2 separate regions of the Mus musculus genome follow, and region 2 is linked to region 1. A link is a loop called in an ENCODE intact Hi-C map of the cell type or tissue named here. Cell type or tissue: left cerebral cortex. All regions are shown on one strand. Each heading gives the region's core, and the rest is flanking DNA. Links, peaks and the distances in the headings are about the cores only.

Region 1 (15,568 bases), core at 4,296-12,295:
GGCTTTCCCCATTGCATAGCTAATCTGCATATCGTATTTCAGTGGGTGTGGAACTGACCATCTAAGCCGGGGCTCATGAAATACAGAACCTTAGAGAGGATCCAAATCCACTTCTGATCCATGACAGGCAATAACTCATCCCAAGTGGCCACCTTCCTGTCCTGCCACGAGACAGCCCGATTCTCCTAAGATGCGCCAAAGGTAGGCACCAGTGCCGTCTGCATCTCTCTGGTGACTGGTGAGGCTACAAGTCCCTGCATACCCTTACCAGCAGCTCCATTGTGCGAGTTCTCTGCTCGTAGCCTTGGTCCATTTACTTTGGTTTGGCTACGTGATTGTTTGAGACGTGGTCTTGCTCTATGGTCCAGGCTAGCCTCCAACTCCAGACCCTCCCAGCTTAGCCTCCTGAGTCCTGGGATAGGAGGTAGATACATGCCACCACACCTGGCTTGTTTGACACATGGTTTCCTCCCCATTTAGACAACCCTACCCACATTCACTGGGAAGACACCAGAACTAAGTGTACACAGAGGGGCACTGAATGAAGCCCATATGTCCTCTCACACCCCAAAGGCCACATGGTCTCAGGACAACAGCCTCTGTGTCCCTGCAGACAGCATAATTCTTCCTTCCAAGTGCTGCAAGCTCTGGATGCCCCCTTCAGGACCTGGTGCCACCCATGCCCACAGGACCTCCCCACCTCAGACAGACCTTGTGGTCATCTGCCAGCTGCTTTCCGGCCCACATCTCCTTCACCATGAGGTGCCAGAGGTCACACTCCGACTTGAGGTTGGCCTCGAAGACTTCCTTCTTGGCCACCGTCTTGATCTTTAAGGTGGGTATCCTCAGGAGGAGAAATGCCACGGTGCTATTTTTGACTTCCTGCGGGACAAAGACAACTTGGATTGATGGCAGACAGAACAAGTGGCCTGAAGCCACCACACAGGGTGAGTTTAGCCATAATGCCAGACATGAGTGCCTGTTACAACCTTTTACTGTTGCCTGAGGACTTCTGGAGCCAGCTGGCAAGTCAGGCAGGGACTACAGCTGTAGGCCTTGTGTGGCAATCCAGTGGTCACTGGTCTCGGTCCATCTTTCTGCTGTGACCACTCAGACTGAGAACACTTGGCAGCTTCAAGTTTGGGACAGTAAATGTAACTAACTATAAGGCACAAAATAAGATCATCCGGTCCCAATTCAGACCAGCCTTTTTTTCCCAATTCAGACCAGCCTTTTTTTTTTTTTCCTGTTAACCACACTGGCCTCAAATTTGCAACAATTCTCCTGCCTCTGACTCCAGAGTGCCAGGATTACATACACACACCAATACATCTCAGACCTCCTCCTTTGGACGAATATAATGTGGCTAGGCATAGCGGCCCGTGCCTTTAATCCCATGAGCTCTATGTAGTTCCAGGACAATCAAGATTACATAGAGAGACTTTGTCTCAAATAAATAAATAAATAAATAAATATGTGGCCAAGGGGGATGGAGAGATGGTTCAGCAGTTAAGAGCACTGACTGCTCTATCAGAAGTCCTGAGTTCAATTCCCAGCAACCACATGGTGGCTCACAACCATCTGTAATGGGATTCGATGCCCTCTTCTGGAGTGTCTGAAGACAATGACAGTGTACTCATATGTATAATTTTTTAATTTAAATTAAAAAAAATGAATATGGCCAAGCATGACAGCACATACCTATAACCCCAATGTTCAGGAGGCCGAGGCAGGAAGACTGCAAACTCAAAGCCAGGCTGGGTATCAGCATCCTGTCTCAAAAAGAGTGTGTGTGTGTGTGTGTGTAATATGAGCTGAGCAAGCTGGGCCACAAAAGGCCCATTGTGCAGAAGGTGCCAGAGGACACCCGGCGGCCTGGGGACTGGCTGCATCTGGCGCCAGGACCGTCTCACCTCTATGTTCCTGAAGGTGGCAATCTCCACATAGCCGGGCCGCCCCTCGGTGAGCAAGAACAGGCGCTTCTGGGTCATGGCGATCTTGCCCACTCCACGGTTGGTCTTCACAGAGCTCGACAGCTTGTAGACGCACTCGTTCTTATCCAGGTGCTCCATGAGCAGTGCGGGCAGGCTGACCTCCTGTGCCTCTGCCTCAGTCTCCTTCCAGCAGGTGTAAAAGTCTCGGAAGGTCTCCGGGTCAATCTGCTTCTCGTGTCCTGAGTTTAAGGAGGAAACTTTATCATCAGCACCAGGGACTTTAGGCAGGCACTACCCAAGCCAGGCAGCAGGTGGCACCAGTGCCCAGGACTCTGTGAATGGATGGAGGGCCTTTGGCTGTCCCAGCTGTGGGGCAGAAGATTTAGGTAGAGGACATCTGTCCCTTCTAGCCCTCAGAGCGAGGGCAATCTGACTTACTACAGGTAGTCACAGTAACTGCAACAAGGACGCTGTTTTGAGGCAAAGTTGAGCAGTTTCTGAGGCTGGCCTGACACTCACTGAGCGCCAATTTTCTGTTCCTGCTGTATTCTGAGGTCCTGCTCCCCCGTGCGTGGCTTAGAGCCCCCCTCTGGTCTTAAGTTCCTTTCTTCTGGGCCAGAGCCCTCACCTGCACTCAGCTTCTGACACCTGCCAACTGCTCACTTTACACGCCTATCCCCGCCTAGCTTATGTGTCCGGAGCCTGTCTTTTGCTCTGTCCTCTGGTGTGTCTCAAGCCCTCGTTCGTGCATAGGCCACACTCCTCTCTGCTGCCGTCCCTGCCTCTGGGTTTTTTCGCAGCCCCCACAATTGCTTTTTAAAGCATAAGTGAACCTTCCTGCTCCTCATTCAAACCTTTCTGGACTGTTCAGCCACATAAGACCTCAAGTTCCCCCAGACTGTCCACTCTTTCCTTTCACATCCTACCCCAGCCATACCAAGCACTTCCCCAACAGGCCATGTTGTTATTTGCTCATCCTAACTATTATACCACAATAGCTCTCCTCTTGCCCTCAACACACAGGCAAACAGCGCCATACACGGCCTTCCCTGACAGTGCAGGCTATTCTGGCTGCATTACATACCTCCCTCAGGGCACCAGTGAATTCAACTACCAGCACCTGCCAACACCCAACCTGTGTGGTTCACAGACAACTCCAGCACGTCCTCAGAGCCCCCATCTGTAAACTAGGAAACCAAAGGAGGAAGAACAGACCCTGCCCGCTGCCAGCTGGTTCCTGCTTACGCAGAACCTGTGTGTCTCCCCAGGCCCAGCCTCCCTGTGTCCAGCCTTCAGAGGCCCAGGTCTGAGGTAGACAAAGTCCCACTGGGTTCACATCATCGTTCCTGCGTGGTAACAGTGTCATGGTGACAATTGCCTGGTACATCTGTTTTGCTGCCACTGTGTGATGGGTAACCTTACAGCCATGTGCAGGCTGTGGAGGATGTGAGAGGTTCCAAAAGATTAAGGAAATTTCCAAATAACAAGGGCAGCTGGGGGCCACAGGAAGGTGGTCTAACAAGGAAGATCTGTCATCAGTTAGGTAGTACCAGAATGTATGCATGGGTATGTCCACCAGGTGGCGCCATTTCTAATTCTTTTTCTTTATGCTTTACTAGTCAAAGTAGTTGAGCAATATGTATTTTAAATTTTCTTCTCTTCTTTTGCAGAGATTGGGGGTGAACCCAGGACCTTGCCCATGCTAGGCAAATATTCTTCCACTAAGCTACACCCCAAGCCCCATGTAAGCTTTGAAGTCACTGGATCCATCCAATGAGAAAGTAAATTTCACCTGGGGCAGGGATACAGCACTCACCTGTATAATGTTTAACACAAGCGACTAAGGAAGACAAATAACAGGGAATGGGGTGACCCCGTGCATGGGACAAGCCTCTGCATCCTTTTACACTAAACAAGGAGTCCATTGAGGTGATTGACAGCTCGATAGGCATCCCCAGCTGGAGACCTCCTCTGCTACCTTACAAACAGCCTACTGGGGTCCCGGGGTGCAGACTAACAGAGCTCAAACGAACCATAAGCACACATTACGCCCATCAGACATCACATGAGAGGTCTTTCAGTTATATGTGGTGCAGGAAGAGACCATAAAACAGAACAGGGAAGGCGAGACCACGCCAGTGCCCGAGAGAGTGAAAGAGCCAGGGACCCTTCATGTGCGTCCCTGAGGACAGACCCTCTGAGCACCCACACCACAGCAGTCAACGGGGCTGCACACAGTAAGGCCTTTGCACCCACCACCCAAAATGTCCTCTTATAGACAAGTGGCCTTCCTGTCCTTGGAAGTGAGGGGCTCCTGTGCTCTGGACATGCACAATGGGAGCAACAAGACTAGGGACAGCCCATTAGATGGAAGGCAGCCCTCTCCCACCTGCAACCAGCACGCCAGCTAGCCATGGATGCCACAACACTCCCACGTGCTTCCCCAGCCCTGCGCATGCCCACAGCCACTATGTCCGCACATGGTCACACGCATGCTCAGTTTGTCTGACAACCCGCAATAGTCTGCAGGTGCATGATGGCCACACCCACGGACAGGATGCCCACTCCTGTGGATCTCCACTTTGTCACCCACCTCCCTCCACAGCCCAGCCCCGGCTCATCCCAGCAGCCTCCAGGCAGCATCCCCATGAGAGCCAGCTACAGACACTGAAGGTGGCACAGGGAGTGAACAGCCAGTCCTTGTGAAGCTGCAGTGCAGAATGTGTATTCTCATCAGCACCGGGCTTCACATGAACAAACGTGTATGAGCATTCTAAATACTAAAATTATATTCTTTTGGATGGGACTGGGGCACTGGATATTGAACCCAGGGTCTTGTGGCACAGCCATGTCTCTTGGAGATGGCAAAAGTCGTGAAGCCAGCACAGCTGTATGACACGGTTCCAGCAAAGCTGAGCCGAATGCTGTGACCACTGTCTGTCTGTCTGTCTCTCACTTTTAGGTTTTGGTCTCTGAGTGTTGTACACGTGGGGACTTTCTGTGTTATGATTCATTTTGTGTCTTTTCCCGAGAAAATTATGTCTGACTCTTTTTAGGAACGTCCTAAATTTACTGTCCCTTCTGCTTTTAGGGATAGAAAAGCATCTGTTCCTATTTGGGAGCCTTCCTTACGCCCTAGAGATCACAATAAACACTAAATGAGGCCATTATTCCTGGAATCTTCTTGGGGTGTCTGCCCCTAAACATATTCAGACAGTATAATTGGAACAGGGTAAACTCAGAAACAGTTGACAAACTCCCACTAGCCAGGATTGGTTACAGATTCAAGGCCTCTGTTTACTGTATGCTTAGAGCTCTCTGAAAATGTGGTTTAAAGACAGGAGTCATAGAGGGTACAGCCCTGGGGGAATAGAATTTAGTAAATAGATTAAAATAACTTTTCCTATGTTATAGCATAGATGAAATGAGAGAGTAAGGGGAGTATTAGTATTTGCTATTCATAAAACGACCAGTTCAGATATTTTGTTTGTCTAGAGTGCTTTAAAACTGCAAACGCTGCCAGCCTAAAAGCAGACTGTCTTATATAAACGTGTTTGCTTTGGTGGAGGCATTCTTTAGATTCTTTGAAGTTATAGGCCGATAATGAAAATGAAATCTGTCCTATTTGTACTTTTTAATTGTGACTGAACTTGTAGCCCCAGACATGTAATGAAAAATCAAAAGCACATGTCCAGAGACAAAATGATATAATCTATACTTCTTAGTTAACCATTCCAATGGTCTTTGAAACTGGCTGGGCCTAGCCTCTACCAGTCTCGAAGCTCTCTGCTGAGCTATGCCCCAGTCCTCATGTGTACACTTGGATCTCACCGAGTTCACTCTAAGATGGGGTGGTGGTTTGAATATGCTTGGCCCAGGGAGTGGCAGTTTTAGGATGTGTGGCCTTGTGAGAGTAGGTATGTCAACTGTGGGTGTGGGCTTTAAGACATTACCCTAGCTGCCCGGAAGTCAGTCTTCTGCTCCCACCTTATGATAATAGTCTGAACCTCTGGACCTGTAAGCCAGCCCCAATTAAATGTTGTCCTTATAAGAGTTGCCTTGGTCATGGTGTCTGCTCACAGCAGTAAAACCCTAATTAAGACAGATGGGAACACTCAGCTTTGCCAAGTTCTACTTTCAGTGTGGCCACTCCACTTAACTAAAACACGCATAGCAGTGACAGTGGGGTCCTGCCCCTTCTCCACTTAAGGAACCACATAACTGAAGGCCACTGACAGCTCATCGGCCAGGTCCACAACTACAGAACAAAAGATGCCCAGGTGCAACTCACTTCCCAGGTTCCCAGGCACCTAGGGGGTGATGTCAAATGCCACCACATACAGAGGAGGAAGAAAGGCACTGAAAGGCAGGTTTTCTTCCTACACCAGGGTCCACCAGCCATTGAGTAATTAGGTGACCAGGCCATACCAGCGCTGAGGACGAGCAGAGGGACCACCAGACATGCTCAGCCTGGTGCCATGAGAGAATGATAACCATATGAGTCTGAGTCACTCCTTTCAGGCCATTGCACAGAGGGCCCCTGGAGGACAGGGGACCCTTAGAGTCTTCACATCCTTATGAGGTCACACATTGGGAAGAGGAAAAGTGTGCCCGTAGGCCCCTCAGGGTCTTTCTGTGAATGCCTTGTCTCCCTTCACATAGTAGCACACGCATAGCTGTCCACACCCCCTGACCCCAGGCAGTGCAGGCTATCCCACAGAGGCCTGAGAAGTATGCGTTCTACTGCACCTGGCTAGTGACAGGTGGCCCATCATCTCTGTCTCTCCCAAAACAGTTATTCCTCCGGAAATGCAGATATCAAGTCTCTCCTATAAGTGACGTGGTGTTAACAGGAAACTGCACACCCCCTCCTGTGGGCTCTAAGCCCTTTCAGGGTCGTGTGCCCAACATCATGGAAGTTCAAGTTTACAGCTTGGGGAATGATGACCAGAAAAACATCGCACATGCTCAGTAGAAAGCACATTCATTCTCCAGATATTTTCTATCTGCAGATGGTGAACTTAACGGACAGGCTGACTGAACCTGGGTGGCCAGCAGAGTCCGGTGAATGCAAAATTCAAGTGCTCGCATGGGATCAGATGAGTGAGGACACAAGCCAGGCGGTGTTAGCTCACATGGGACAGGCAGACCACTGGGGCAGTGAGGCAGGCACTGTCAGGCAGTGGGGGGCACTCGGTCAGGGTGCTGGCACTCAGCTCAACCAAGCTCCTGGCTCTAAGCTGAGGAACCAGCTTACACAGACCCTAGGGACAGGTGTCAGGACCTTCCCAGTTAAAAGACAATAGACGAGCTGGGCTTCCTCCCCATGGCCAGCAGACAGAACAGATGTGTGTGTCAGTGCAGGTAACATGGTTCAGTGAGAAATAAATTAGGATCGCAAACTTCCACAGATGGCAGGACACAATCCGTGAGTGTACAACATTGCTGCGTGCTGTGTGTGTGGAGGGGGACATCTGTCATCAGAGGTTTTAAGCAGAACAGAAAGCAGAGCCTGGGTTGGGGGCAGTGCTTCACTGGGGACACAGAGCAAAGCCAAACCCAAGAAACAAGGGCCTCGTGGTGACGGGAAAGCCTTCTTAGTCAGGTGGGTTCTCCTGGCACCTGGCACGCTGCTTCTGTGCTTCTGGGCATGCGTGAGTGCTTTAGCTGAGCCATGGCTGTGTAGTCACCGGGTAAGCACCGGGTGAGATGCCTCTGCAGAGGCAGCTAGCCTCACGTGTAAGTCAGCCATCTGCATCATGCAACCTCACTCTGAACGTGTGTGCACTTTGGCTGCGCATACCATCCAGCCATATAAACACCAGCAAAAGCTGCCTAAGACGCTGACTTGGACTTGAAGCTAGTGGGTGTTGTGAGTGATAAGTGTCTTTAACATATGAAGTTTTCTGCTCTTACAGACACATACTGGTTTCATTACAGGGGAAAAAAAAAGAGACTTTTAATATCTTCTTACTGTCGTTACTCAGCACGTAAATAGCAAATTAGTATATCTTTGCATTGCACTGTCTTAGAATATTTTACCTCAAAATTGCTTTTTAAGCTTGAGTCGCTGACTTAAATTTGAGTTGCTGATTTAAAGAAAACCATTAAGGGAATTTTGGCTTGGAATTAGGATGGAATTTCAGATAATTTCTGAAACTAACCATTCAGACAGCTACCATTTTTACGAAGTATTAATGTAAAGTGGGATTCTAAGCATTGATAATTACAAAATCAAAATAAATAGCAACTTTGAAAAACCCTGAAGATGGGCTATGCCCTGCAGAATCAAATATTTGGTCAAGATTTTACAAGATTTTTTTTTCTTTTAAGACAATCTCACTCTGTAGCCCAGACAGACTTTAAACCCACTATGTAGTCTAGCCTGGCCTTGAACTCAACAGTTCTTCCTACCTCCAACTTCCAGGTGCCAAGATTGCAGACATGAGGCACAATGTCCACCTGTTTAACTTTTGGCCAGGTATGAGTGTGAATGCCTTTAATCCCACGACTTAAGAGGCGGCAGCAGGCTGATCTCTGTGAGTTTGAGGGCAACTTGGTCAGCCTGGTCAGTTCCAGGACAGCTAGAAGTATACAGCAAGACTCTGTATCAAAAACAGAGGTTGGGGGTGTTGGGGGAACTGAAGAGATGGCTCAGCAATTAAGAGCACTGGCTGCTCTTCCAGAGGTCCCAGGTTCAATTCCAACATGAGCAACCACATGGCAGCTCATAAATATCTGTAACTCCAATTCCAGGGGATTCAGTACCCTCACACAAACATACATGCAGGCAGAACACCAATGCACATAAATTAAGAATAAATAGAAATAAAATATTTAACTTTCTTTGTGAAAATAAATAAGTACATTCATCTCCTTATGTGGGATATTTGCTTTCATCTGTTTTTTTTTAAATAGATTTTTTTCTATTTTCTTTATTTTATATATGAATGCTCTGCTGCATATGCACCCACAGGCCAGAAGGAGGCATCAGATCCCTTTATAGATGGTTGTGAGCCACCACATGATGGCTCAGGACCTCTGGAAGAACAGTCAGTGCTCTTAACTGCTGAGCCACCTCTCCAGCCCCCTAAAATACAAATTTTTAAGACAGCTTCACACAGCCCAGGCTGTTCTCAAACCTGTTATGTAACCAAGTATTCTTGACCCTCTGACGCTCCCATCTCTCCTCTCTCATGCTAGGATTATAGTTGTAAGCCACCATGCCTAGTTTATTGTAGGTGCTGGAGTTGGACCCAGGGCTTCAAGCATACTAGACAGGCACTATATCCCAGTCCTGCTTCTCTCTTCAACCAATGTTAATATCATATTGTATACAACATAGTTAGAAATACACGTCCTTGTGATTTATTATCAGTCAGTGTTTGCTTTGCACTTATTTGCACTTCCTCTGATTTACCTAGGTCTCATGGGAATCTCTTGGGTGAAAACGGTTATGAGTACGAATTTAAGCAGCCATGCCTTAGGGAACAGTGACAAGGAAAAAAACAAAGCCTGTCCATGTTCAGTGTCCATGTTCAGTGAGGACACAGCTCGTTTTTATACCTTGAATCTTTAGGAGGTTGAATTACAGCTATTGACCTGCAGACCTGGGGGACACTGGTACCCAGGGATGCTGTGGGGCGCTCTTACCGAAGGTCAGTGCATCAAACAGACGGTGGATAATGACGGCGTCCTTCACGATCCCCGACTCCTGGACTCGCTTCACAAAGTCATTGAGTTGCATGTGCTTCTTGGGCAGTTCGAAGTTCTTCACGGCGTCATCTGCCTTGGGGGCCTCGCCGTGCTTATCAAAGACCTCTGTGATGAGCCGCCTGAGCTCAGGCGTCCGCTCGGCCTGGGCCCGCTCAGAGGCCGACATGGATTCCACCGTTCTCTTGACCAGATCAGCCGGGAAGATCCCTATGTCGGTCTTATACAGGTTCTGGAAATCCAAGAGGGCACTCAGCAGTTGTCCCTGCATCAGATGGAGAAGACCACGCAGGTAGAAGTACCTGGCTAGGAGCAGAGAGTCGCCAGGACCCAACAGCGCCATGGCCTTGCTCAGGAGAGTGACGAAGTCTGTATAGTATGCCTGAACACACTGGCTCTCCAGTGGGAAGTGGATATCAGGGATCTTGAACATATATGTTGACTTAGGGGTCACTTTGAGAACTAAAAAACAAACAAACAAACAAACAAGGGAAAATGCATGTAATTAGCATGGTCCTGGAAAAGGCAGAGGCACCCATAACACTGTTGAGGGCAGCTTTGTGTGTCTTGGACAAGAACCCATGTGTTGTGGATGGGCCTGGTGCTGCTCTTGTGAACCAATTCCCTAAGGAATAAAGGAGCCAATCACTGGGCGAGTAAGGACTTCCGAGTTAGACAGAGGAAGAGAGGAAACAGGAGAGAGTTAGGTGTTTTTGGTGGGCACAACATGAGGACAAGATGTAATTACGAGTGTCTCTGGGTTCCAATGGTGGATCTGTCAGGATTTGCCCCTGGAGGATTTAGATTTAATAAGGCTTCCAAGTTAGGATTTTAGTTGTTGTGCCTAGTGATTGAGTTACTGTTGTTTCAGAACTAAGTTTGTGTTGTGTCTTTCTTCACGGAGGTGGCTCGTCTGGGTTCAAGAGAGAAAGGTATGATGGCAAAACGTGGGTTTGCTTGATGTGTACCACAAAGGTCATGGGGGATTTGAAGCCTGGGGTTAGTGTGGTAGCAACCCACCAGGAGGAACTTAGCAAGCTGGGTGGAGATGTTCCAGGAGCTCCAGGCCAGAGAGTCTTCTTGAGATAAAAACAAGTCGACCATTGCCTGCTACTGCAGGGCCGGCCAGCCCACCAGTAAGAGAGTTGCTGGTGCATGCCAGCTCATTTTTTGTTATTATTATTTCCCGCAACACCTACATGCCCCTTCCAGGGCATTCCCAATACCCCAGAGGTAAAGAAGAGTCCATTTGTTCCCAGAGAGGCAGTAACTATTCTCCATGGGACAATTATGTTTTTAAAACTATGAATATTAAGTAAAAATGCTAGGACTGGGCCCTTGAAGATTAAGCTGATAACCAAAGCCAAGATATGCCTGCTAAGTAGGGCCTAGCCTTTAGAAGCATTTGTCACCTTAACAGTGGCCTGGGCAGTGGTAGCCCAGTACTCCCACTGCAAAGATTCGAAAGGTCAGGACTAAAGAGACCGGAGCTAAGTGCCACAGGCATTCTGAAGCCCCCTGGGGACTAAACACTGACCAAGAGTTGAAGTCCCTCTCCTCCTAAAAGCTTCCTTGGAACAGGGGACCAGAGGTAGCCACTGCATCCACACCCATGCGAGAGGTGGTCCTTTGGCTATGGAGGCTGGAGGAAGGTGGAGCCCACAATGGTCAGGGAGCTCAGATGAACACAGAAAAGGCAGGCAGACTGTGTCCCAGAGTGAGTGTGCACACACCTGCCAAGCCCAGAAAAGGAACTGGTCTGTCTGAGGTCAGACACCCAGGAAGTGGCTACCAAGGGGCTCACACCTCCTCCTACTGCTCTGAGCTTTGAGACTTTTTCATTTCCATACTGTCTTTTCAGACAGACAGCCCGAGCTAAGACCAGCAGCTGCAAGGCCATGCATGGCACCCAACAATCTTCCGTACCCAGTAAGGACTCTGTGGGACACACCGTAGACGCCTATGATGTCACACAGACCAGGAAGAGCCTTGAGAAGGTTTTGCAGAAATACAATAATAGCTTGTAACTATCTAACAGCAACCTTTAGGAAGGGACTGGTACCGACCAGGGGCATCCCATCACACATCTGTAAATACAGACATGTATTTTATCTATCACACACACAGTGGTGGGGGCAGAGACACAAAATAGTTTTTAAAAACCAGTTTTTTGGATTTTTTTCCCCTGTTTTTATGGAGGCACGAACTCAGCCTCACTATGACCACATTCACACAGGGTAGCTTGAAACCCAGACTGGTCCCGAACTCACAAGCACCAATGCTGCACCAGACCCCTGAGCTGCTAAGATAACAGGCATTTACCACCATGCCTGGCCAAAATAGTTTATATTCTTAAGAACATTCCCTCCCTCAGAAGCAGGCTATGATCTCTAAGCTGCAACACTGGGGGAATAGACGCAGGAGGGTAGCACCTCACCTGGACTGCTGCTTCTGCAGTTTGAGGTGTCCATTATCCGAAGCGATGAGTTCCTGGGAGGCAGCTCGGGCAGGGAGATGTCCTGCAGGTTGGGCATGCTGACCACCATGCGTCTGTGGGTGATGTGCAGGGGTGAGGCCTTCCTGGAGGCCATCTTCTCCACAGTAGGTCTCCTTGGACTTATCAGCATCCTGTCTATCCTAGGGAAAAGCAAGAGTTCACTTCATGGGCACGAAGATGTAAGTGTGAGCCTCTACTCCCTATCGCACCCAGAGCAATGAGCAGGGTGAGAGGCATGCACGGGTAAGAACCTGTCACTAAGTCCAGCCTCAAGTAGCTCAAGGGGAAAGGACAGAGGTTCTCAGCCCACAGTCCCAGAGATGGACAGGGCACGGTCGTGGGTGATGCACACGAGATATCAGGAAAACACAGGGGAAAAAAAATAGGCCTGTGAATGGGGAACATGGGAAGGAAATGAAGACGGACAGAGATCAGGGTGTGGCAGGATGCTCCGCCAGGCACACAGAGCCTGCCTGCACGCAATGGGGACACACAGAGGATGCACCTTTGGAGGTTCCTGGCGAACTGCTCAATAGCCCACTGAACTGATCATCTGTATGTCCAAATGAAATGGACGTATGAACCCTCAGTCCCCCAAAGAGGACCTCGAACAGAGCTAGGCACCTGTCCTCCTCAGACTGAGTGTCGAGGTCCATCCGAGCAAAGGCGTCCATCCTGCCGTTGAGCCGCGCCTTCAGAAAGGAGTGGAACATGTAGGTGTCCAAAACCTGCATGTGAGAAAGGCTGTCATGCTGCGCTCATGGTCCTCCGGCCTCCATCCAAAGCCAACAGCAGCCCCACTGAGGCATGGCCTCTCCCCCACCGGCTCCACTGGGCAGGAGTCTGTGCAAACAGGAAACTTCACAATGGATGCATTTTTATTTTTATTATTTTTAGTAATGTGTCTGTGAATATATGCAGGTGCCTACAGGGGCCAGGGGAGTCAGATCCCCCGATATCTGAGATTATGGGCTCAGGGTAGGTGCTAGAAACTGAATACAATCTTAGCCATTGAGCCATCATCTCTCTAGGCTTGCAATTGGTTCGTATGGACACAGAGATTCCTAACCTGCACCTAAAAAATCACGAAAGCTAAAAAAGCCCAGGTCGCCTGGCCACTAGGCCAGCTGTGCTTGTGCTATATGTGCCCCGCATCCCAGGGACCTCTGCACACTCTACAGCGCCCAGACTAGCTCTGTCTGCTTTGACAGGCTGCCTCAGGAACCACACAGCCCCAGGATCCTGACTCTACAGGGGACCCCCCTAGCACCGCAGCTGTAGTTGTTTCCACCCGGTTCTGTAGGTAAGCATTTGTCCACCGGCAAGCAAGCTCTCGGACTACAGGTTCCTCCCAACAAAGGCAGGAAGAGGAGGTAAAAGGTACCCAGATGCACAAGGTGGGGCTCCAGGAATACCCAAGCCAGGTATGCAAAGGCAGGAAGATGCAAAAGAGAAACAGGCCACACAAAGGTTGAAGGGAACAGTCTGAATAGCTAGAGAACCCAGCGCTGGTATGGAGAGCCCTGTTCCGGATGGTGGGTCCACAAACCGACCTGGGTTACTATAAGAAAGTAGAGGACACCAGGAGGGTCACAGGGCAGAAAAGGAGAAGAGAGGCATACGCAAGCACCATGAGGGAGTCATACCAGTTAACCCAAGTGGCTGGGCTGTACCCTGGAGGCAGGCAGCTCTTCCCACCTCAAATATGTCACAACAGACCCATGGGGTGGGGGGTGGGCACAGGGCTGCCTGCCAGATCAAAGACCCCTGTGCTCTGTACACTGGACAAACCAGTCACTAAGGGTTGGGCAGAAACAGAGGGCTCCCCCACAAACCTAGGCTAATGTCAGGAAGCTGCCAAGACACAGCTAAGGTCCGTCTCTGAGAGAAAGAAAGGACTGGTGCTCTCAGACTAGCAGGGCAATGGCAAGGAACCCTCCCAGGGCCACGTTCTCCTCACACACAGAGCAAAGGCTGCCTAGGCTGAAGTCAGGGAAAGGGTACCTGATGCCCTGACTGAGGACATGGTCACCCAGGAAGGCACATGTGCCACAGTCCATCAAACCACATGCTTAATACTGTGTCTCTTAATTAATGTACTATACTACAAAGCTAATTTAGAAATAAGGTAGCAATGGAATCAGACAAAAAAAAAAAACTTCTGAAAAGACCAATACAATAAGACATGATTAGATCTGGAAAGGCCTTTGAGAAACGGTTCAACAAGGAGGAATAAGTGGGTGGAGCCTCCCAGCCCCGCCCCTCTTACCTGCTTATAAAACTGCTGGTCCCCTGCCGCTCTTGTCTTGAGAAACTCCTCGCTGTTGAAGACGCGGTGTTCATAATTCAAGTGATTCTTCACTTCCCTAGCAAAGAGAAGGTGGGCCACGCACTCAACCACCACAATGCCCAAAGTCATGCTGTCCAGCAGGAGAATGGTGCTGAGAAACACACTCTTCGGAGCTCACTGCATCCCAGGATGACAGCATCAGGATGGACTGTGTGGTCCTCATCACTTCTCTAACCAGGAAGAAGCTGGGAGACAGGGCCACTGCCTCCTTGGACCTCAGCTCTTTATGCCAATTAAGGCTCAACAATCAGCTATCATGCTACAAAAACCACTGAGTTCAGAGGTCAATTTGGAGTTAGAGGGCATGGAAATGCTGCCCACAATGCAGCCACAGCCACAAGTCTATTTAGCCAAGCTTCTCCACTCCATAACCTGTCCCACAAGCCCATGGGACCTCAGTTTACAATCTCCCCAAGCTACAGAGGCATGCTATAAATACTCGACAGCCTGCAGGGTATGGCCAGGTGGATGTGCCTGGTGTCTTCCTTCCATTGTGAGAGAAGACACACTCATCTAGAGTCTTACAGCCTGGAATCTTCTTTTCTTCCTGCTGTTTTGTTTTGGGCAGAGTGAACAGTCTTATGTTGCTCATGCTGGCCTCAAACTTGGAGGATAGCCTTGCACTATGGGTCTTCCTACCTCTGCCTCCCTCCTAAAATTCTGGGATCACAGGCTTGCACCAGGATACTTGGTTATAAACTGTTTTGTTCTTGTTTTGCTTAAAAATATATAAAGACACTCAACTGCTTCAGTTATAAAAAAAAATTGGTCTCCCTGGGGCTGGAGAGATGGCTCAGCAGTTAAGAGCATAAGAGACCTTCCAGAGGTCATGAGTTTAATTCCCAGCAACCATATGGTGGCTCAAAACCATCTGTAATTGGATTTGATGTGTTCATTTGGTATGTCTGAAGACAGCAACAGTGTGCTCATACACATTAAATAAATAAATAAATAAATAAATAAATAAATAAATCTTTTTACAAAAAAATGTACCTCCCAAGAATAAAAAAGAAACATATCCAGGACCACACTTTTAGCAAAAAAACAAAACAAAACAAAACAAAAACAAAACAC
Region 2 (15,568 bases), core at 4,422-12,421, 160 kb after region 1:
ATGGAACCTGGACCTCTGAAAGAGTATGCTCATAATTGCTGAGCCATCTCTTTAGTGCCTGAACATTAGATCATTTTTAAAAAATTTAAAGAGTATTTTTTATGTTGAATGAGTCACATAAGTTTTTTGAGACCTTCATCCAAGTATATGATATATTTTGATCAAATTTATTTGTTTCTTCCCTCTCCTTTCATTTTTCTCTCATAACTTATAGTGTACTTTTTTTCTTAAAAACCATTTAATGTTGAAAGTATATGCATTAGTGTAAGACCAGCCATGGGTGCAGGCAGCAGTCTTTTAGGGGCAAGGTAGAGGTAGTGGACAGCTGTAGAAAACATTATTTGCTGGACATGACTGCATTGTTGCACACATGAACTGTTGTATACTGTACCTGTATATAGAAGATCATGCAAGCTAGAATCCTAGTATAGATGGTGGAGACACTTATGCAAAGACATTCTATATCTTTGTTTCATGATGGTAGAGTCCTGCCTCTAGGTTACTGAAAGTTTGTGTCTTTTCTGTTTCCTCCAAGTTACCCTATGTCCATTCTGGCCTCCCTTCGCTGTGTTTGTCTCTCTCTCTTGATTAGAGGCCTTTCTCACATCCTTGTGATGAACTCAGGACTTCTTAGGGAAGCTTTAAGTATATATGCTTTGCATCAGGATATTTTGTATGGCCTTTTGTCAGGGAGTTCTGTGTTGGTGTCTTTAGTTTTACCTGTTAGGCTAACAGTTTCCTGCAGGGAAAAGATATGATGCCAGATTCTGGTACTTGATTGCCTTGTGTTGTGGGAGCTGGAGTTGTTGACTTACCATTCCTCTGTGTGAAAGCTACTCAGCTTTTTCCAGAGACTGGCTCTTGGTCTGCTCTCAGGTGGGTAGAGGGGACCAGATGGAGGCAGGCTACTAGGGCTGGCACTGTAACACTCTGTCACCTCACTCAGTGCCGCTGCTTCTGAGACTTTTTTTACTCTGCCATGAAAATGGAATTGGTACTTCAACTTTTCAGTTCCTGGCCTAAAGTCTGCTAAATCATTGGCTGTGCTTCCTTCCCATTTTAAATTTGTCTCTCTTCTGTCCAGAATATTGTCCCTCCTTCAGTATATCTATTTGTTTTGATGTTTATCTTAGCCTTTTCAGTTCCCCAGTTCCCACTCCTTTTAGATCTCACATATTTGTATTTGATTTTTGAACTTTATCTCTTTAGCATAGTTTTAGTGGGAACAAGCAGGTTTGTGTGTTGTTGCTTATCTTCAACTTTGCCATCATTTCAGCAGGTTATGCTTGCTGATTGCCTAATAGTTTTCAGTTACTTGTATGCATCCTTTTTACTGGATGCTGGTTTGCAAATAGCTTCTATGTGTTTATCTTTGTTCATTCATTGTCTAGCACTTTATATGTTAGATACGAGGATAACATGCTCAAGAGGGTGAGCATGGTAAGACTTTATAAGAGGAGTAAAATGGACTGATGGTTAAGCTTAGTGTTAGAACACTTACCCAGCAGCTCTGTTGAATAAATAAGTAAATAGCAGTGAAATAAAGATGTTTATGTATGTGCACATTCTGTCTCTTCCAGGTCTCTGGGCTACAATGTAAAGAGGAAACAGATACTAGGAATATTTTTTAGAACAGCTATTTGATTTCTTCTCAAAGTCACTGCTGCCTTCTGAGTTGTGAGTATATTTCTCTTGTTTATGCCTTGGTGTTGCCTTTTGTTTTTTCTTTCCCTTGTCCACAGCCTCTGATATATAGTAGCAACAGCAGAACATAAATGATTGGTAGGGTCAGAGAAGACTTGTAAGTTGTATGTTGATTCTTTATATATTTTAATATTAGCATTATGATATTGGTTGTTCAAAGAGTAGTGCTTGGAAAACACTGGACATGGTAAACACTCTGAACTATAGTTACTTATTAACTAATTACAGCCACTTTAGGAACAAGATCTGCTGTTCTCTGTGTCACATTTATATAAACTCAAACAGAAGTTAATGGTTTCTAAGTTATAAGTGTTGGTATTAGGTTCATATTTTTTATAGCTTTAGAAGCATGTTCCTTACTGGTATTTTATTCTCATGAATACTGACTTCAGATTTTGGTCTCATGTTTTATTTATTTATTTGTTTGTTTGTTTGTTTTTTTGGAGACAGGGTTTCTCTCTGTAGCCCTAGCTGTCCTGGAACTAACTATAGATCAGGCTGGCCTCGAACTCAAAGATCCCAAGTGCTGGGATTAAAGGCGTGCGCTACCACTGCCCAGCTCATGGATTATTTATAATAGTTCTATTTACCTTGGGGAATATATCCTGTACCCCCAAGTGGCTGCCTGAAACTACAGATAGGATCAGACTACATATATGTTATATATGCTTTTTCCTATGCACTCAAGCAAACATGTGTGGTCATGCCCATCTTTTTAACATGGGTGCTGGAATCCAAACTCAGGTTCTTAGCAATTGATCTTTACCTGCTAAGTACCAGCCCTACTTTAAGTTATTTTCTTCTACCTAAACCTAGTTTCTCATCTGACCTAGAGGTTTATTTAAGATTTTCTCCTAGGAGATTGTTAGGAAGAAACTTTAAGGTACATCTAATATGTAGTCAACACTCAGTGTCATTAGTAGTTGTATTAGTTAGGCTCATTATTCCTGTGTAGAAACATCATGACCAAAAGCAGCTCTAGGAGGAAAGGGTTTATTTTACTTTTTCTTACTGCAGTTCATCATTGGATACCAAGGCAGGAACTCACATGAGACAGGAACTTGGAGCTGATCCACAGACCATGGAGGGATGTTGCTTACTGGCTTGCTCTCATGGCTTGTTCAGCCTGCTTTATGGTAGAACCTAGGATCACCAGCCCAGGGATGACACTATCTGCAATGGGCTGGGCCTTCCTCCATCAATCACTTATGAAGAAAATGCCCTTTAAGTTGGGCATAGTGAGACAAACCTATAAGCCCAACACTAGGGAACCAGAGGCAGGCATATCTCTGTGAGTTTGAGAGCAGTTTGGTCTACATAGTTGAGACCCTGTCTCAATTTTAAAAAAGAAAGATAGAAAATAACCCATCCGGCTTGCCTGCTTGCAACCCGATCTTGTGGAGGCAGTTTCTCAACTGAGGTTCCTTCCTCTCAGATGACTTTAGTTTGTGACATAAAATTAGCCACAAAGGCAGTTATTCAAGGTGGTATTTTCTACAGTGCAAACAGTGGGATTAATCTTGAAAGAGATTACTTGACTTGCAAATTGTTAAAATTGTTTGGCTTCTTCACATTGGGGAGATTATAGACTTTTGAAAGTTCCTAAGTTTGTCTTATTCTTAGAGCCTACTTTCTGGTAGATCTGGTAATAATCCAAGGACAAAGATGGTGATAAGAGATCCAAACTCTTCTCGGGTTGGCATCAGTGAATATTTGTTTTTATTTTTTAATAGAAAATTTACATTTATCTCTTTTGTGTGTATATGTGTATGGGGGTACATGTGGAGATCAGAGGACAACTTGTTGAAGTTGGTTCTCTCCTTTTCATGTAGGTCTTAAGGAATGAACTCAGGTTATCAGACTTGGTAACAAGTGCCTTTACCCAGTGAGCCATCTTGCCTCTGAAAACATTTGTTTTAGCAAACTTAAACTTCATGGAGTTCAAATGATTGACAGTTTATTAAGTGTGATACTGGCAAGGGTTTCTAGAGTAGAGGTTCTTCCTCTGTCTCTTCCATTTCCATATGAGGGTTAGTTCACTTTACTCCTCAGTTATTTCTTGTCTCCTGAAATCAGTTTTCTTTCTTTGTATTAAAGAAAATTTCCCATGCATGCAGTTTCAGCTTTCTAGTCTAGGTGTAGAGGTCTCTAATCTCAATTCTGTTTTTTCCAGTTCCTCTTGCTCCTGTGAGTAAGGGGAGGAATCTGTTCTATGTCTGCCTGTGCCAGATGTGAGAGCTCTGTGTCATCTGTGGTATCATGCCTGTTTGACCCAAGGTTAGTTTTCATTCCTGCTGAATGAAGAGTTCTTTGTTTATTATGGTGTGTGTGTGTGAGTGTGGACTCAAGAGCAGGCGCGCATGCATACATGTGTGCACATGTCCACTCATTCGGTGTAGGTCAGGACAACATTGGTAGCCAGTTCTTTCCTTATACATGTGGTTTCTGGGGATCAGACTTAGGTCATGAGCTTTAATGACAAGTACTCTTATATGCTGAGCCATCTCATTGGCTCCAGGCATATTGGTGGGGTTTTTTCCTCTTTTATTTTAAGATTTATTTATTTTATGTATGTATGCGGTCTTCAGACACACCAGAAGAGGGCTTTGGATCCCATTACAGATGGTTGTGAGCCACAATGTGGTTGCTGGAAATTGAACTCAGGACCTCTGGAAGAGGAGCAGTCTTACTTGCTGAGCCATCTCTCCAGCCCCTGTTTTTTGTTTTTTGTTTTTTTCAGACAAGGTCTCACTATGAAGCACTGACTGACCTGGAACTTGTTATGTAGACTAGGCTGGTTTATAACCCAAGAGATCTTCCTGACCACGCCTAGGAATGAAGTTTTTAAATTCTTGTCATAAAGTAAGTTTTGTTTTGTTAGATGATGATGATGATGATTTGTGCATGTGTGTGAGAGAGACTATGAATATGAATATGAATATGAATGAATGAGAATATGCAAATGAAACTTTGTAGCAGAATCGGCTCCAAAACAGGAGCAGAGCTGTTCATAAATTGAGCTGTAAGAGTCATTCATTATTTATTATGTTTATTTATTTGTGTGTATGTGTGTATGTATATACGTATGTATGTGTGTATATATGAGTTGTTTCTCTCCTTTCATTATGTGTTCCAGAGATTGCACTTGGGTCGTCAAATGTGTGCAGTAAGCACTTTTATCTATTGAGCCATCTTACCAGTCTAATCCAGATCTTTGTCTTTTGGTGACTCTTCCTTATTATTACAGATGTACTTACTTGTTTTTCTGTTAGAAGTCTTTAGAGGAGTAGAACTCATTAGTCTACATTTTGATCATGAAGCCACTGAGGGCTTTGGAGATTGTGTTGATATTATGTAAGGATTTAAAAGTAACCTTTTTTTAAAAAAAAGATTTATTTATTTTATTTATGAGTACATTATAGCTGACTTCAGACACACCAGAAGAGGGTATCAGATCCTATTACAGATGGTTGTGAGCCACCATGTGGTTGCTGGGAATTGAACTCAGGAACTTTGGAAGAACCGCTGAGCCATCTCTCTAGCCCCAAAAGTAACTTTTATTAGCTAGATGTAATTGTTGTCTTGGAGGCTTAGGTTTAACTCAGCTGCTCTGGTCCAAACTCTTCTCTAAGATGACTGATTCAAACTGGCTTCTCTTGGCTTCTGACTGAATTGCTCTGTTTGGTCTCAAACTAACTGGCAATCTGTTCTAATCTGGTTCCTTTTCATTTTCTGGCTTGTTCTGTCTTCACCTGCAACCTGTCTCTGTAAAACTGTCCTTTCCCCCACTCCCTATTGCCTTTCTTTCTGGTCTGTTCTCTTTAAGTTGCCTCTCTTTTCTTGTGCTGTTCTTTTGAGTGTTGGGATTATCCTATCTCTGACTCATTCTATCAGATCTTTCTCTGATTAAGCACTTTGTCTGCCCTTCAATTCAATGTCACTTGTTGAAGTTAGTTCTCTCCTTTTCATGTAGGTCTTGAAGATTGAATTTAGGTTATCAGACTTGGGACAAGTGCCATTACCCAGTGAGCTTTATCTTAAGACACCCCAAACATTTGTTTTATCAAACATGGCTACTTCCTTTTACAAACTAACCTTGCTTACATTGTTTGGGATTAGAGGTGTGTACTAAGGACGCATCTGTATTCCAACCAGAGGTATTAAAGGTGTGTGGACTGTCTATATTCCAACTGGATTACACAGACCTAAGTCTTTGGATGTAATCCCTTGCCAGAGCAGCCATGTTGCTGGATTAAAATTCTTCTGCAGGTCTAAGTTCAGGATGCCAAGTTCATATTAAGTGCCAGCCATGGTTCTAATTGCTTTAAGTAGAGACATCAAAAAAAAAAAAAAAAAAAAAAAAAGCCAGGAGTGCCTTGAAGAGAGAAGTAAAGCAGCTGATAAGCTGTGAACCTAAGGAGTACCCCATGTTACGTATGTGAGGGGAGTACAGTGGAGGAAATCATGCTACAGTGTGTAGTTAGAGTTTAAGGTGTACATAGAACGGCTACAATAAGCCTTGCTGCTAAGTGAGTTGTGAGCCGGATGTGGCAGTGATGAACGTAGAACCTAAGTAGATCCACGGTTCTAAGAACGTTGTAGTTGAGTGAACAGCAGTGCAGACAGAATGTGCAGTGTTTGATGGAGCTGGTCATTCTTGTTGAAGTCTGACTCAGCTCATGACACACTACATCCACTGGGATGTTATGAAGGGAATCAGGTGTGTAGCAGAGATGACATGGGCTAGGGAACTAGGAATCAAAGAAGTGGACTTAGGATGTCATGACAGTAGGATTTGTTAGTAGTTTGTGTACAGGTAGGAGATAGGGGGTAGAGTTACATATGAGAGAGACTCATGATGTAGACGTAACCACTACTCAGATGTGTGTGAGGAAGATCAGGTTGAGGAAGCTGCTTTTCTCAGAATGAGTAGCTGACACATGTTAGAGCTGGTAGTGTGTATATGGATTCCAGCTGTCTTTGAGCACATCCTTTATACTATATCACTTTGCCACTAAAGTGGGCAATAGTTTGCTCCTAGCCTTTATTTCCCCAAAGATTTAAAAATAGAGAAAGAGGGGCTGGAGAGATGGCCTGGTAGTTAAGAGCACTGGCTATTCTTTCAGAGGACCCCTGAAGAAGGGGTCTTCTTAGTGGGGGAAAGTAATGGGAGCAAAAGCCTGGGATTGTAGAAATGACTTGTTAGGTTTCACTGAATTAAAAGTCTTGTCTGCTGGGACTTTTACTGGATTGTACATACTATACTGCCTTAATACAGACAGTACCTTGTGGATTTTAAACCAGATTACATGGGAATTAGGCTCACATTATTAAACTGGATGACAGATTTTTTTATTATAGTCCTAAGACTTAAACATAGAGCATATTAGACCACGTGTATCCAAAGGGTAAATTTAAAAGTGTGTTTCATATCTTGTTTCATGAGGAAATCTTTTAAGAATACTTGTCACAGAAGTAATGACTTTGGCCTTGGGGTATCCAAGCCAATTAATTCACTGGGTGTAGGAATCAGAGCTATAGTGCTGCCTCAGTCTTGATTTCCAGGAATTGGATGAATTCTAGGAGAAACTTAGGAAATTGCTTGCTAAAATGCTTTGGAGAGGGCAATTGGGGCATGGGAACATGTCTTTGAGGCATGCAAGAATACCTGTAGAACCCCAGGGAAAACCAGCTTTCAAGGATGAGATGGTGAAAAGCCAGAAGTTGATGAATTGCTTGTTTTTGAAAAGAAGCACTGCTTATATTGAAATGCTGAGACAGATAATTAGAAATAAGGCCTACACATAGTCTTCGCAATTGCAGACACCACAGTGCCTTTCGTGTGAATGCATATAATTCATGGATGGGTGGGGCTTGTATTGAGCTGGGTTTTAAGCTTCCCATTTACACCTAGGTATGTGGAGAACACACATTTCAGTCATGACATTGTGTTTCAAGAATTATGGCTAGAACATTATAGTCACAGCCATTATAGCTGCCATTTGTGTGTTAGGTGAATTATGAACCTTATTTCTTATGTATGTGCCATAGTATTCATGTGTTGGTGTAGTGTTCCTCACTTTCTACCTTGTTTAAATTGTTGTTTCTTCTGACTAGCAGGCTTTTGAGCTTCCTGGGATTCTTGTGTCTTTGCTTCTTGTCCTGAAAGGAGTGTTGGGAGTATAGATGCTTGTGCTACAAATCTGGGTTTAAAAAAAAAAAGATTGATTTTAAATTCTGTGGTGTGTGTACCTGTGGAATGCAGTTATCTGTGGAGGTCAGAGGCATTGGATTCCTTGCAGCTGTAGTTACAAGCTGTTTTGAGTCGCCTGATGTGGGGTAATGGGAACTGAACTTGAGTCTTCTGCAAGAGTTTATCTTCACCAAGTCACTCTCTTGGGTTTTTTGAGATAGTGTCTTCCTATGTCGTCCCGGCTGGCCTTAAACTCACTATGTAGACCATGCTGGCCTCAAATTCACAGAGATCCTTTTGCTTCTGATTCCCTTGTCATAGGATAAAGGTACATACCACCGAGCCATCTCTCTGGGCTGCACACTTGGCTTTGTAAAGGATGATAGTGAGTTCTGGGATTTGAACTCACTGTTTTTTGGAGAGTTTCTCTGTGTAACCCTGACTGTCCTGGAAACTGTCCTGTAAACAAGCTGGCCTTGAACTCATGCTGAGACTAAAGGTGTTTGCCATCACCATACTGCTGAACTCTCTATTTCTTTTCTTTTTCTCTTTTTCTTTTTCTTTTCTTTCCCTTTTGACAGGATTTCTCTGTATAGCCCTAGCTGTCCTGGAACTCACTCTGTAGACCAGGCTGGCCTCAAACTCAGAAATCCACCTGCCTCTGCCTCCCAAGTGCTGGGATCAAAGGCGTGCGCCACCACGCCTAGCCTGAATTCACACTCTTCATGTGCACACAAAGTGCTTCTCTCCAGCTTTTTTTTTTTTTTTTTTTTTTTAAGAATTATTTATTTTATGTATGTGAGTACATTGTAGCTGTCTTTAGACACTCCAGAAGAGGGCATTAGATTCCATTACAGATGGTTGTGAGCCACCATGTGGTTGCTGGGATTTGAACTCAGGACCTTCTCAAGAGCAGTCGGTGCTCTTAACCGCTGAGCCATCTCTCCAGCCCCTCTCCAGCTTTTAAAGTACTGATTTTATGTTTTCATTCATCGATGAGAAACCGAGTCTCAAGTTAAGAAATTTGCAGAGTTCCTTTCCCTACAGCAGTGCCAACTTCTATAATTCTTTTGATTAAAGCTTAATCTTGAGCATACTCAAATGAACAGGTGGTGGTCATGCATTTAACAGATAGGGGAATAGTGCCATCTACCGAGCTACTTCTTCTAATTTGCATTTCCTTTTTAAATGGATTGACTTGTTGAATACATTATCATTTCTATAATGTTTGCAAATAATATCCAGTTTCTTGTTTATACACACACGCTGAGAGTTTATCTTCACCAAATACTTGTAAATGTCAAACATGGTGATATACCCTGCACTCCCAGCATTCTGAGGATGTGATGGGCAGGAGTGACAGTTTGATTGGATTTATAGTCTTTGAGGAAATGTACCTCTGGGTGTGTCTGTGAGAATTTTTACAGCAAGGTCTAACTGAAGAGGGAGAACTCATCCTGAGTATGGATGACACTATCCCTCAGATTGGAGACCCAGAGCACGAAGGAGAAAGCAGTTGAGTCATGTTATTCATCCTTGCCTATATCTTTCCTCCTCCTCCTCTGCCTCCTCTGCCTCCTCTTCCTCCTCCTCTTCCTCCTCCTCTTCTTCTTCCTCTTCCTCCTTCTCTTCATCCTCCTCCTCTTTCTCTTCTTCCTCTTTATCTTCCTCCTCTTCCTCCTCCTCCTCTTTTAAAATTTATTTTTATTTTACGTGTACTGGTGCTTTGCCTGCATATATGTCTGTGTGAGGGTGTTAGATCCCCTGGAACTGGAGTTACAGACAGTTGTGAGCTACTATGTAGATGCTGAAAATTGAACCCAGGTTCTCTAGAAGAGCATCCAGTGATCTTAACTACTGAGCCATCTTTTCAGAATTTTTTTTTAAAGATTTATTTATTATTATATGTAAGTACACTGTATCTATCTTCAGGCACATCAGAAGAGGGTGTCTGGTCTCATGGATAGTTGTGAGCCACATGTGGTTGCTGGGATTTGAACTCAGGACCTTTGGGAGAGCAGTTAGTGCTCTTAATCACTGAGCCATCTCTCCAGCCCCCATAATTTTTGTTTTTTAAAAAAGGGTCTCACTATGTAGTCCTGGCAGGCCTGGAACTCCCTGTGTAGACCAGGCTGTCCTCTAACTCAAAGAGCTCCACCTGTCTCTGCTTCTTAAGCATTGGGATTAAAGTGTTCAATACACTTGGCAGTTGTCCGCATCTTGAGTATGGATTCATTGTGACCAGCTGCTTCATGCTCCTATGCCTGTGCCTTCCTTCTATGATGGACTGTACCCTTACTGTGAGCCATATTAGACCCTTTTTCCCTGAGTTGCTGCCTTTTTTTTAAAAAAGGTTTATTTATTTATTCTATGTAAGTACACTGTAGCTGTCTTCAGACACCCCAGAAGAGGGAGTCAGATCTCGTTACAGATGGTTGTGAGCCACCAAGTGGTTGCTGGGATTTGAACTCAGGACCTTCAGAAGAGCAGTTGGGTGCTCTTACCCGCTGAGCCATCTCACCAGCCCCCTGAGTTGCTGCCTTTTTAAAGAAATAATTTGCCCCTCCTTTTTCAGATTATGAATAATTGCATCATTTCTTCCTTTCCTTTCTTTCCTCTAAATCCTCCCATGTATCTTCCCTTGCTCTTTTTCAAATTTGTGGTCTCTTTAATTTTTGTTGTTTGTATATGTGTGTTCCTAAACACACAGTACAGTCTGTTTAATCTGCACAATGTTTCTTGTAGTTCTGTGTTACCAGGGCTCAGCTTTGGTATTCAACATAACCAGTTGATGTGCTTTTTTCTATTCTATATTCTCAGCATTTCTTAGTTGCCTTTTGAGTTGCTTCTTATAGGTGTCACAATAGTAGAAAAAAATGGTAAGTCACTCAGTTTCACAGTGAATTTAAGGCTGGCCTGGGTTATACATTCTTGTTCAAAGAACAAAACAAATGGCCACAGTGGGGAAGAGTTTCATTTCCTAGAAATGCAGGCTGCATTTCCTAAGATTCTTACTTTCAGGCTGAGAGAAAAGCAGGGATGTGTTCTAGTTTCCTTCTACTTGTTTTTTGCACATTCTACCATATTAGTTATTTGGAGCAAACAGAGTGTTGTACAGTGGCAAGGAGATGCTTTATTGTCAAATTCTATTTCTTTCTTTCTTTCTTTTTTATTTTTATTTTTTATTCTGTATATCCCTGTCTATCCTGGAACTCTGTAGACCAGGCTGGCCTCGAACTCATAGATCCCCCTACCCCTGTCTTCTGAGTGCTGGGTTAAAGGCATATACCACCACCTGGCTTGAACATTTTTTTTTTATTGATAAGCTATTAAAAACATGGTTGGGGGTAGTGAGGTGGTTCAGTAGATACAGGCACTTGTATCTAATGATCCCAGTTTGATCCCTAGAGCTATGTAAAGTTAGAGGGAGGAAAGAACTGCACAAGGTTGTTCTAACCTCCACAAGCTGGTGTGTACACACACGCACAGGATGGTAATAAACAAATAAAAAGTTTTAAATGTAGAACAATTAAAAATCAATTAAAGATGGTGAAAATGGATATATCATCCATTTTGTATGTGTGACAACAATACAGAAAAGGGTATTTCACATTAGTAGCTATCAGAAAAGGCAGATTATAACTTCAGTGAGGCCTGGCTATGTTAGAACTAAACAGGGTGATACTGTCAAGTGACAAATGTGTGGAACAAATGAAACTCTGCTTTACTGTGAGAGACAATTTGATTTGGAAAATGTTTTTTTTTTTTTTTAACAAGTTGGACATAATAATTGTTATATGATTTAGCAGCCCTCTTCCTGGGTGTTTTCCCCAAGGAAGATGAAAACACAGGCTCACACAGAACTCTCCATTGGAGGATTTGTAGCAGCTTGGTTCCTAGTGAGTGGGAACAGTTCAGATGCCCATTCCTTGGAAAATGAGCAGATTTAGTACAGCCCTACAGTGAAACCAACTTAGATACACCAAGTAGTTAACTGATAATGGCAGACAACAGAAGGGATAAATCTACAAATCAAGGAATACCACCGAGTGATGGTGATTCTGTTTAAGACTGATCCCTGGTGCTGGAGAGATGGCTCAACAGTAAGAGTGCTGGCTGCTCTTCCAGAGGTCCTGAGTTCAATTTCCAGCAACCACATAGTGGCTCACAACCATCTGCAGTAGAATCTGATTATGCAGACAGACTACTCATACGCATAAATTATGTAAATAAATATAATAAAAACCCCCCAAAACCTGAACCGTAAGAGCAGATCTGTGGCTGCCTGCTACTGAGGAGAACCTGTAAAAAATGTAGTGAGGGCAATACTTGGGCTTGGGGAGAAGCCTGTGTCTTCAGTGTGTTGCTCTGTAGCACTGGTGTTTGTCAGAAATCATGGAGCTAATTCTACCCAAGAAGCAAGGTTTAAAAAAAGAGAACAATGGCTGGGTGTGGTAGTAGTATACATTATAATCCTAGTATCTGCCACCAAGTCTGACAACCTTGAATTTGATCCCCTAGGTTCACATGGTAGAAGAGAACAAGTTGTCTTCTGATCTCTACACTGACATTACCACGCTCACCTCTACACAATTACCTACCCACACTCACAAACATGAAAAACAAAGAAATAAATGTTTGCTCAGATTTTTAAAAAAATAGGTTAGCTAACTATCAATCAGCAAGCCCCTTCACTCAGCTCCTGAGGTGGCTTGTGTTCTGGAAGTGTGAGTCAGATCACTCCTTTCTCGCTTATCACAGTGTTTCATCACAGCAACAGAAGGCCATTAAACAAAAATCAACAAAAGAAAATGCAAAAGGGAGAATGTTACTTATTACAAATAAGTCAGGTGTTCTGTGATAATGACATGTGAACAAAGTATTTTGATGCAGTTATATGGTGATCTATAGTAGGTACTTGCTGATAGCCTGTTGGACAGTTGGTATTTGGGAACAGAATGTGATGACAGGTTGATCCTACTTTACATGGTTCATTGTAGAATTGCATCAGGGTATTTTCCCCTGGAGATCACTGCATTAATCTTAGTTTTGGAAGGCTAAAGCATGTTTAAGTCTGAAGATTTGACAGTTGCTTCCGTCAAGTGGCAGTCAGTGCAGTTGTCATTGCCTGCAGTTTTAGTGTGGAATAACCACACACATTATTTTGATTCCTGTTGGATTTAGTGTGTTATTGTTGAAATGCACACAGTAAGTTAGTCATCATTTAAAATGTCCTCTAAAATGTTGCATTATGACCTATTTTCATTGAAAGGTTAGCATAAATGCAGAACAGCACAAATACAGAGTCAGGGCGTGGAGTTGGGAGCTGGATTTGGTGGTATACTCTTGTGACTGCACTAGTGAGAGTTGATGGCTGAAGAGTTAATGGTTTGAGGCCAGCCTGGGCTACATGAGACCCTGTCTCAATGCTTCAACACACTTTAGAGAAAAAAGAAAGGAAAAAGGTGAAATATAAATGTAAAGAATGTTTCTTATGTTAGAAAAGTCTTTTAACAGATTTTAAATAAAATGCCTTAAAACATACTGTAGATTGCTTGCCTAACATGCATGAAACCCTGGGATTGATCCCAGTTCTGTGAAACAGATACCAACCTAACTTTCAGTTTTTCTGCCTTCAAGATCCTCTCTGTGAACACCTGGTTTAAATATCAAGCTTTATAGTCTGCGCCTTTTCCTCAGTGTTATTTTAATGCCCTTTTGCTGTGATAAAATATGCCAACAAAAGCAGTTTAGGGCAGAAAGGGTTTCTTTGTCCTATAATTCCAGGTTACAGTGCATTATTGGGCAAGAACTTGGAAGCAGTTAGTCACTTACATTGGAGAGCACTGAATTAATGTATGTATGCTAGTGCCCAACTCACTCTTACAGTGTTTAGAACTCTTTGCCTAGGAATTGTGCTACTCAGAGTGGGCATCTTCCCACCTCAGCTAAGCAATTATGATATTATCCCTTAGACCTGTCCTCAGCACAGCACAATATAGACAGGGCCCCCCACCCCCACCTCCACACTCCCCCATTAAGATTCTTTTCCAAGGTTCAGTTAGCTGCCTCCCTTGTTTTTGGTTTTTAATGTAGTCCTAGCTAGCTTGGAATTCCCTAAGGTAGAACAGACCAGCCTCAAACTGACAAAGATCCTGTTGGCATTCCTTCTAGACTCCACCCAACAGTTATCTGGCTGTAGCCTGGTAGGCCTGGCTTGCTATTGGCTCCTCCTTGCTCTCTGCCCTTTTCCTCTCCCTATCCCCATTTTCACTCCCCCCTCAACCCCCCCCACTTCATGTGTTCCTGTTTTCCCCCTCCCTCCTTCCCTCCCTCCCTCCCTCCCTCCCTCCCTCCCTCCCTCCCTCCCTCCCTCCCTTCCTCCCTCTCTCTCTCTTTCCCTCCCTCTCTCCGTCTTCTCTGTCTCCATTCCCTTCTCAACTCCCCTTCCCATGACTGAAATAAACCCTATTCTATGCTCTACTTGGTACCTCGGGTAAGGGATGCCTTAGCATGGGCCCCGCCTCCCACCTCTACCAAACATGTCCTGGTCTTTTTCTAAAACAGATCCTGATTTCCACCTCCCAAGCTCTGGAATTAAAGACATCTGTCGTTATGCCTGATTCTGGAAGCTTTGTTTTTTTTTTTTTTGGTTTTCCAAGACAAGGGTTTCTCTGTATAGCCCTGGCTGTCCTGGAACTCATTCTGTAGACCAGGCTGGCCTTGAACTCAGAAATCTGCCTGCCTCTGCCTCCCGAGTGCTGGGATTAAAGGCGTGCGCCACCACTGCCTGCCCCCCCCCCTTTTTTTTTAATCTTGAAAACGGTTTTTTCATTTATTGGAGAAGACTCAGGAAGTAAAATAGTAATGCACTTTACCTCAGAGAGTATTTGTTGGCAGCAAGGATGTTTTTATAACACCAATGAAGTAATTGTCAAATAAAAAAAATTCTCATGCTACATGATGATCTCTATTATTATAGGCAGAGTTTTGAGCCTGGAGGGTAGCTACTGGACGTTCCTCTACCTCTGTACTGTAAATTACACAGAAGGAAACCTACTGGGCAGGGCTTTCAGTCTTCCTCAGTTGCCACCCTTTTTTATATGCTGATCTTGGAATCTACTTTACCCTATTTCCTGTTTTGCCTGTCTAAATTGTGGCAGCTGACCTATTCATGTCTCTTAACAGAGGTTCTTCCCTCCATACAGGGTCCTTCCAATTCATCCTTCCTTAGTCTCCTCACTTGGGATAGGTTTCTCTGCATTGTCTTTTTATAGCATTGATAATAAGTTTGAAGGATATAGGTTGTTTTTAGGTTTTTCCCTTATTTTGGGTTTATATGATGTTTTCTGATGATTGAATCAAAGTTTTAGCATTTCTAACAGGCCTGTCATAGAGAAGAGACTGTGTCTTTCTTAGGGTTATGCTGGTACATGGAACAAGTTTTCTCTTTCTGCTTCTGCTTGAGGGCATATGTCAAACAAGATGTTCTCTCTGGAGCTAAAGATACAGCTGTGCTGCCAGCAACAGCCTGAAGAGTTCTTTTTAGAGTCTACAGCTCTTTAAAGTTGAGAGTCTTGACTTCACCACAGGAAAGAATTTCAGGAGAAGTCTAAGACACCCAGGAGCCTTGGTGTGGTCTTCTCAGGAGAGTCACTTCTGGTTTCACAG

What was found. Hi-C counts contacts between places; a loop is a spot of excess contacts. Peaks named below come from ENCODE experiments on the same cell type or tissue, not always from the same donor. Only the 100,000 strongest peaks of a DNase experiment are listed, where the experiment ranks them.
Region 2: it touches region 1 in a loop (2.5-fold over the local background); 9 of 42 quality-filtered maps call a loop at or near these places.

What each region holds. Positions count from the first base shown.
Region 1 is chr15:73,541,662-73,557,229 of GRCm38, reverse strand. It overlaps Dennd3 (DENN/MADD domain containing 3), which reads right to left. Exons shown (of 23, transcript NM_001081066.1): 10 at 14,414-14,510; 11 at 12,769-12,872; 12 at 12,085-12,284; 13 at 9,588-10,109; 14 at 1,914-2,173; 15 at 712-882. Among named protein-coding and RNA genes, the nearest start is that of Dennd3, 37 kb to the right of the region's middle. In left cerebral cortex, for the core only: a CTCF peak has its summit at 8,907 (motif pointing right); DNase peaks (open chromatin) are centred at 4,935, 5,060, 7,549, 8,946 and 1 more place; H3K27ac peaks cover 1,840 bases.
Region 2 is chr15:73,380,757-73,396,324 of GRCm38, reverse strand. It overlaps Ptk2 (PTK2 protein tyrosine kinase 2), which reads left to right. Exons shown (of 35, transcript NM_001358046.1): 2 at 1,581-1,677. Among named protein-coding and RNA genes, the nearest start is that of Ptk2, 35 kb to the left of the region's middle. In left cerebral cortex, for the core only: a CTCF peak has its summit at 9,033; a DNase peak (open chromatin) is centred at 8,946.